Linked DNA regions of Homo sapiens: region 1 is linked to region 2. The links are chromatin contacts, found by Hi-C or POLR2A ChIA-PET in ENCODE. All regions are on one chromosome and are shown on one strand. Each heading gives the region's core, a stretch centred on a gene start or an enhancer-like site at or near the end of the contact. The rest is flanking DNA. Distances are from core to core; before and after follow the strand shown.

Evidence for each region. A loop is a pair of places that touch in the nucleus more often than their neighbours do. ChIA-PET counts read pairs that join two places held with the same protein, here RNA polymerase II (POLR2A).
Region 1: a map of PC-3 shows a loop between it and region 2 (8-fold over the local background). The contact joins two enhancer-like sites. A Hi-C loop is called at or near these places in 2 of 168 maps with a recorded cell type or tissue (PC-3 and heart left ventricle). POLR2A ChIA-PET finds 5 or more read pairs at or near these places in 2 of 52 experiments (H1 and PC-9).

Annotation. Positions count from the first base shown.
Region 1 is chr3:55,722,812-55,726,884 of GRCh38, forward strand. The region is part of intron 15 of ERC2 (ELKS/RAB6-interacting/CAST family member 2); the gene reads right to left. Among named protein-coding and RNA genes, the nearest start is that of ERC2-IT1, 65 kb to the left of the region's middle. Within about 2 kb of position 2,045, at least 2 of the 41 ENCODE cell types and tissues checked have a DNase peak (open chromatin) inside an H3K27ac peak, as active enhancers do.
Region 2 is chr3:55,522,059-55,526,390 of GRCh38, forward strand. The region is part of intron 17 of ERC2 (ELKS/RAB6-interacting/CAST family member 2); the gene reads right to left. Among named protein-coding and RNA genes, the nearest start is that of WNT5A-AS1, 37 kb to the left of the region's middle. Within about 2 kb of position 2,918, at least 3 of the 41 ENCODE cell types and tissues checked have a DNase peak (open chromatin) inside an H3K27ac peak, as active enhancers do.

The sequences.
Region 1 (4,073 bases), core at 795-3,294, 200 kb after region 2:
TGAGTGGCATGTTTTCAGAATGTAGCCTGAAAAATTTAACACGAACAGTTGACATTTATTTAAATATTTACGAATGTCAAGTCCACTGTAGGAGACGGCCATTTCTTAATGCTCTAAAATCTTAAAACTACCCACAAGTCTAATAATTCAACTCTTGGGCATTAATCCTAAAGAAAATAACATAAAAAATAAAAGACTTATGTACTAAGATGTTCATCACAGTGTGATTATAAAAGTGAAAAGCTAGAAACAAATCAAAATCCCCAAAACAGAATGGTAAAATTAATGACTGCAAAATGATGGAAATCATAAACCAAGAAATATGTTTTCGAAGGCTTTTAAGGACATGGGAAAATGCACAAAATATTAAATGTTTAAAAGGCTAAACAAACTTTATTATGTAGTATGTCATGTCTTTGTTCAAATATATATGTAGACAATGGAATGTAGGAAACTATAAATCTTAGTGACAGTTATTTCTGAGTAGTGGGATTATGGGTAACTTTAGTTTTTTATTTACATTTTTTGAAGTTTCTATTATGAGCAAATATTATTTCTATGATAAAAGATGTATCTCTATGCTTTCAACTATGGAAAAGCTCATTTACATAGAAAGAATGCTACAAAATCAAATCCTTATTACCTTTTAATCTAGTGCATTATTAAGGGGTAACATTGAAAAAAAACAATAAACAAGGGAGATTCTGGAACTTTTAGTGTGTTGCAGAGAATCAAAAGAAGAAAGTGACATCTTCCCCAAAAGAATATAAAGTTGAGAAAGATTAAAGGCAAACTACTGGAAATTTTAAATTCCAAGTCTGATAAATGTCTTCCTGTAATCATGAGAGGAGAGGGTGAAAAATCCTTTTCCTTAATTTTCAGGAAAAAAATCCTGATACTATTATTTGAAAAAGCTGAAAAAGAAGAAGTTCTGAAGCCAGGAAAGGACAGACCTGGTGTGCACCACAATGGTGATCAATGACAAAATCAATATCACTTTAACACAGCTTTTCAAGGGGCAGTATGAAGCAAAAAGGAAGTGAAAAGGGGCTTTTCTTTCATTTTGAAATCCAGCATCAGGAGGACACAAGGGCAGGAAGTGGGATCTTTTTTCAATGTATTTGAAATGATAAGGTGAAGACAGGCTGAAAGGACTTTTAATTATATGATGAGAGGAAGGAACGGAGGGAGAGAGAGAAAGGGACCAGGAAAAACCTGGTTTTATATGTTAAATGATGAAAAAGAAAATGTAAAACTAAAGAGAAAAAGGCTTTCCAACAGATACCTTGAGAATGAAACACAAAGGCTGCAGGAGGTAAGTGCCAACATTTCTTGCAAGAAAACCAAAATGACAGCACACTTGATTGAGCCTGCAGCCTTCTCCCCTAGTGGCAACCGGTGATGTCTGGTGATGCAGGAAGAGATAAGTCGCCCTTCCCAGCCTGCACATGGTGGCCTCAGGTCATGGCGGGAGCCAGCAGGGGCCAGGCGAGAAGGGTCAGGAGGGGTGGGGAGTGGTTGCTCAGGGTCACAGAATAAAGCCTTCTTTATTCTGCTTTTTAGCCTCAAGTTTACAGGGGCTAAGACCTAACTGAAGTATTGCACCAATTCAGGGATAGCTCCTGGGAAGAGCATGGAAAAGCTTCAATGTGAGTCCCATTTGGGCTCTGGTTCCACCCCTTACCAGCTGTGGCATCTCTGCATAGTTCCTGAACCCAAGTTTCCTCATCTGTAAAACAGAATTATTAACATCTGGTTTTTAGGGTTGTCATGAGGATTAAATGAGATAATATATTTAAAATCCCTAGCCCAATGCCAAGTATACAATAAGAGCTCAAAAACTGTTGGTTCCTCACATTCTAAAATGTGAATAGAAAAACAATGATGAAAAGCAAGGTCTCTGCACACATTATACCCACTCCTAAGCCTCACTGAAGCAATGTCAGTCTAATAACTCCCAAAATCCACACAGTCTAACAGCTGGATTCCTCCCCACAAAGCCTAATGGCTCCCTGGTGGCCAACATCTTGGGAAGTTTCTCCTGTACACACTCTACTTTGGTGGTGGATCTGAATGTTCTCTGAGGCGGTAATGAACAGGTTAAAGTTGAAGGGATTTCAAACATGTCTAATCCAATAAGAGGCTTGGTAAAACATGCGTTATCACTTAAAGAATAAATGTTTAAAAATAGAGCACAGATGTGAAATTTGAATAAAAAGAGAGAGAGAGCACAGTGAGAGATCTTCTTGGCATTTGCATGCTATTCCCTGTTTTGGTCACCTTCAGCTAAGCCTGTTATTCTGATATGCTCTGCCAACTGCTCAGTGCTGTGGGGTGCTTCAAGTTACTGAAGCAAAGTTGGCAAATCACTCTGAAATTTAAAAATCAGAGCCACCTCCCCCTTTATGCATTTCTAAAAGCCAGGGAACACAATGGTAAAGTTGATCTTTTCAAGTTTTTCTAAACTAATACTTAAAAAGCAAAGAGTGAGTTTCTCCACTCCTCCTAAAACTAGCAATACTTGTACTGGGATCCTTAAAACCCTAAGAGAAAGTATCATGGTTAAATAGGCATTTGTCACAAAAGGTGGGCTACAGATTGCCAATCACAGAATTCATGGGAATTTCTACTTATGTAGAAAGCATTCTCTGATTCCTCCAGCAGGCAAAGGTTTTTGAACTTCAGTAACATCTCTGCAACAAAAAAAAATAGCACTTTGTCCTATTTTATCTTTCATGAGCTAGTATCTATGATACTGCTAGTAGAGATGATAAAACTCCAAGGCTTAAGGACAAAATCAACACCTCCTATAGCCAAAGAGTGCCCATAAGTGCTCCATGCATGTTTAGGGAGATGAACTAAAATATGTTTAAAACAGAGCTTTCACCCAAGGAAGACACTCAAGTGAGAGACTCACACAGTTGGCCATCAGGTCAGCTTGATGCTCTGGGAAGATGCCCTTCTGATAGGGATTTGAAAAATGCATGAAATCAGAGAAAATACTTTGCCTCCATATTCACTGAGTGCTATTTTTTGTTGCAAGGGCAAACTGAGTGGATTCCCTGAGTACTGGGGTTGAGGCACCAGCTGCCTAGGATAAAGAATGTTTCCAGGCTAAGAGAGCAGATGAGTGTCTTACCCAATTGCTTGGACATTAAGAGGAAATTGTTTACAGTAACACTGAGCAGTTCAGGCTTTACCTCCATAAGAATAACCTGCCAGATCTGAGTATTTCTTTTTTTATTAAAAGGGGTTCTCTAGAATAGACTGTAAAGACACTTTGCACTGAAGTCAAAAATAAATAGAGATGTGGCTAGATTCTACCGGTGGGACACAAACAGCTTAACCCAAAGTGGGTCTGCTGTAAAAACCAATACATTTGCATTTTAGCAATTTGATCTGGACCAAGTCTGTGATGCATTACAATGCTGGGATCAAATCAAGCTTTTCTGGAGGTAATCCAAACACAACAGGAGGCTATGGGAACCCTACTGCATGGGGTTCCTCTACTGCTGTTTAACTGTGCTAACCTCCTGAACCATAAAGGGTAATTAAAAGTCATCTGCACATGAAGCACTGAAAGTGTAAATGGGAAGCACAACCGTGGCTTCTAGCAGAGGGGAGAAGAAATGTCTGGCTAAACACTCCACTCAGGTGCTTCTTACTTTCCTGGACAGGACGGGTCTACCTCTGCTGAGATCCAATTTTGACTAGGATTCCATCCTTGTAGGTGGCTCTCCTGAACACATTCCAGGGCAGCCTCTGCCTTCTCCCATTTTTTACCACATCTGCGACTAATCCTTGTAGACTAATCCTTGTAGACAGTCCTATGATTTTCGGACAACACAGGGCAGAGAGGCTCTACCTAAATAGATTACATTACATGCAACTTGTTATGGCCTCCAGAATGTTTACCTAGACATGGGACTTTTTTTTCTGCAAACCCCATGGGAGGGGGATCACAGAGAACCAGGGGACTAGTCTCCTGGTCTTAATGCCTTCCTGCTCTAGCTGACCTATGTGTTTCCTGGTGGCCAAAAGCAATGCCCAGAACTGGTAGGAAAAGGAAAAGA
Region 2 (4,332 bases), core at 1,668-4,167:
TTGGCAGATAGGGGCTAAATGGAGTTTTGCATTTCATGAACTATTTTTTAACTTCAACTTGCTACACACTTCTATGTGTTTTCTAAGCAACCACCAATTCAGAGTTTCCCCGCAACAAAAGGAAATAGTCTTCTCTGGGGGGAGGGGACCATTTTTGGTAGGGGAGAAGGGAAAAGGGAAACATAAACACAAACCAGCAACCAGCTGGGTGAAGTCAGGCCTTTTAACGATATGCTGCCTCTCTGGGCCCTAATCCTCACCTGCAAACAAAGGAACAGGAAGAATGCTACCTCGTTTTGGTCTGCAGAGTTGAAAGTGAAGTGGGTTCTTAAATGAGATACAAAGGCAGATTCAGTCTGGATTTTATATTGTCTTCAATCTTTGTTTATGAAAACTACAGGAATCCTTCCTTCCTTTCTCCTTTCCTTCCCACCCTCCCTTGCCCAACAGACCACCTTAAAGGGAAACAATAACATTCCCCTCCAAAGAATGAGGAGTTTGAGAAAAGCAAGCAGAGGTTATTTCAGTGGGAATCTGAGGCCAGTCACATTTGCACAGTGCCAAAAAGCAGACATACTCTCTGGTTTGAACTTATATTTAAATCCCATGCCAAAGCCTGCCCTTGTAGGTCTGCATGAAGCACAAGGGCCCAGGGCTGAAACCCTTGGTCTCCCATCTCCAGCTCCCACTCAGGGATATAAGTGAACTCTGTAAATGTCTCCACGTGTAACTGGGAGAGCTGTAACAATGGGCCTCCAAGATGGGCCCATTCTCCCATCTGTTATGGGGCTTCCAGCTATCATACATGTTTCCAACTTAGATGTAGACGTACCCTGAGAGGGAATTTCTGTGCTGCTTTTGTCCCTGGTCACTTTGAAGATTAAAGAGAGGAAAATGTGTTTTCATAATATGTGAACTGGCTGGAAGTTTCCCTATTAAATCCCAAAGTCCTGGCAGGCAGGGTTCAGGCTTAACTCCTCTAAGACTGGGTTGGCATCCAGGACTGAAGGCTAGGAAATGCCTTTGGGCAGACCTGGGCCAGAGACCAAGGGACTGGGGCATGACAAAGTGGTCACCTGAGGCATAATGCCAGTGGGTTCCGGGGGCACCCTTGAAGCCACTGCCAAAGCCCAATGCAGCAGGACTGCAGAGTCCCCTGGAAGACCCATGGATATACCAGTGGCCTCAGCTTTGCTACGGAGAACTTGCTTGGGAGCTAGTCCCTTGAGTGATATTGCAAAACTCTACAGAGATGTATGAAATTCCTGATCCGGGGTGCCAATCCATGAACAGAGATTCCTACTGCTGGAGGAGGCACATGGCTGGGTCTTCCTTCAGAGCTTTTGCATAGGTGTTCCCTCTCACTTGGGCACTTTCCCCATCATCCTTTATCTGGCTACCTTCTGCTTATCCTTGGATGTCAGCTTCAATACCACTTCTTCAGGGGAGCCTTCCTGACTTCCCTTCCTGGTCCAATCCTCTTGCCAAACACCGTCTTGACAATTTCTCCCCCCTCTCCCCATATGCACTCCTGCTTCTGGGCAACTTGGCATCAGACATTTGTGTTAGGATCTGATTAATGCCTGACTGCATCCTAGGCTGCGTTCATGAGGACAGGCTATGTGTGTCTTGCTCACTGAAGTGTTTCTTGTGTTCCTGCCACACAGTGGGCATGCAATAAATATTGAAGTAGGTGAAGAAGAGAGCTAACTAAGTTCATTGATGGTAACACACATTTATCAAATGCTGACTGTGTGCCAGGAATAGCCCCAAATGCTTCTGCAGCAGTGATTTTCAACCTCAGCACTACTGACATTTTGGACTAGATAATTTGTTGCTGCCATAAGCACTAAAAGTGAGAGCCGGAGACAGGGCCTAACAGGAGCTTCGTATGTGTAGACTACCTATTACTCCTTCCCCTTTCCATTTTGCTGACTTCAGGTAAGTCACTTAACCTCTCTGAGCCTCAGTTTTCTCATCTCCAAAGTGAAGATAGTAACTCTAACCTCTCCAGGTGGTTGAGAACATAAAACAAAATGAACTCTGCCTATAAAGTCCCTTACTAATGGCTGGCATATAACAGGAGTGCAATGAGAAGTAGTCCTTATTATCTCCCCCTCTATACTCGCCCATACAGCAGAGAGCTGGGCAATAGGACCAGCTTGATCCTGAGTGCAGAAATAACCACAGTGGGGTGTTCATGCCCAGGTTATGTATGGGCTTGGTCATCTTCATGAAAAGATGTGTGCACAGTAAAGAGAGAACACATCACTGGGGCCAGGAAGGAACAGTGGTAGAAGGAACCCCAAGCTTCCCCAAAACTGCAAATTCCCTGCCTCCAACCTGGGGCACCTCTGGCAGCCAGCCACGTTGGCAGCCTCGTACTTTCTCTTGGGCTCTTCCTGTTGGCATAGCCCACCCTGTTTTACAAAGCTCCAGTGGTTTTTTTTTTTTTTTTTTTTCATGGCTCCAGCTGTTAGATAAACTTTCAAGGATATTTCTGTGGCAGGTACAAACCTGGACAGGAAGACTTGGGAAGAAATCCTAAATTAATTATATGTCAACATTTAAGCCACAAGAAGGAGCAGTTGTCATAAATTTTTGGAAGGTTAAAATCCAATTTTAGTTGTAAATGTGAGCAAGCTCACTGACTCACTTGTGAACGGGTGCCAACAAAATGATATATTTTACATTCTTTCACAGCTTGTTTTGGCTAAACACAATGAAAAAAGAGAGAGAGAGAGGAATTACAGTTTTTATTCTTCAGTGGGCTGAGGTGTTCAATCATGCACAAAAGCTACATGTGCCAAAGCAGAAGAAATTAGCTGAGTTTATCCATATTTTTGGGTGCCTTCCACCTTTATAGAGAAAGGAAATGGAGCTGAAAACTCAAAAGACGGCCACAGGTACCGCAGTTGGTCATCGTTAGTGCTGATGGCCCAAGGCTGGACATTCCTGATGACAAATCAAGACTCCTCCAGGAACTACCCTCATGGTTTATCCTCAGTCCTGACCAAACCCTGGCACACTAACAATTTCTAAAGCATCATTTCTCTGAGTATTGGCTTGGGTTGAATGCAATGGTAGGGTGTCAAGAGCAGGAAGGCAGAAGAATTTCCTTTAATTTTCACAAAATTAGGAAGGTGGCTGGGATACAGTTATAATTTTTGCCTATTTTCTCATTCATTCATGCATTCATTCAGTTCTTCAATTCAACAAGCAATCATTTTTGCCAGCCATGGGCCAGGACTGGGGATTTGAGGGGGAGTAGGACATAAACCCTAATCTGGGAGACTTGCAGCCAGGTCAGGGGCACAGATGGGTAAGAAGACAACTGAAATACAATGTGATGTGTGAGTTCATGGGGGCCCAGGATGCCCCGAGACACCTCATATGGTGTCAGAGAGGGCCAGCAAACATTCCTCATAGAAGATGACTTCCAGGTTGAGATGTGAGGGGTGGTGAGTAGGAGCTACCGAGTGGAAGAGGGAAGAGAGGAACCATCTGAGCAGAAAGCAGCATGTGGTAAGGCCTGAAATAGAGCCAGGCCAAAGCTGACCCAGTGAACCTCAAGCACCAAGGACACAACATGGAATGGGAAGGGGGGAGTAGCAGAGTCAGGGCAGAGATGCAAGCAAGGCCAGGCCACGTGGGACTTTATGGCTACATTAAGGAGACTAGATGCTGCCTTCAGGCAGTGGGACACCATGGAAGGGGAGTGACCTGGCCAGATGTGTGACTTCAGGGCAAAGTGGAAGCTGGGTGGAGGCAGGTGGGGACTACATAACCTTTCCTTAAGGGAAGAACAATTCCTTGGGTGGTGTCAGTTGAACTCTGTCCCCTAAAAAGATATTTTCAAGTCCTAACCGCTAGTAAATGTGAATGTGACCTTGTTTGGAAATAGGGTCTTTGCAGATATATTTGAATTAAGATAAGGTTATACTGAATTAGGATAGGCCTTAATCCAATGACTGGTGTTCTTAGAAGAGGAAAAATTGGACACAGAGACACAGAATACATACAGGGAGAAGGCCATGGGGTGATGGAAGCAGAGGGTGGAGCAATGCATCTATAAACCAAGGAATGCCAAGGGTACCAGCAACCACCAGAAGCTCGGAAGAGGCAAGGAAGGGTCTCCCCTAGAGGCTTCGAAGAGGGAATGGCCCTGCCAGCACCTTGATTTTGGACTTCTGGCCTCCAGAACCATGAAAGAATAAATTTCTGTTGTTTTAAGCCAACCAGTTTGTGGTACTTTGTTACAGAACCCCTAGGAAACTAATACAGGAGTCATGGTGGAGTTCTGCTGCACTGCTCCCAATAAAACTGAAACTC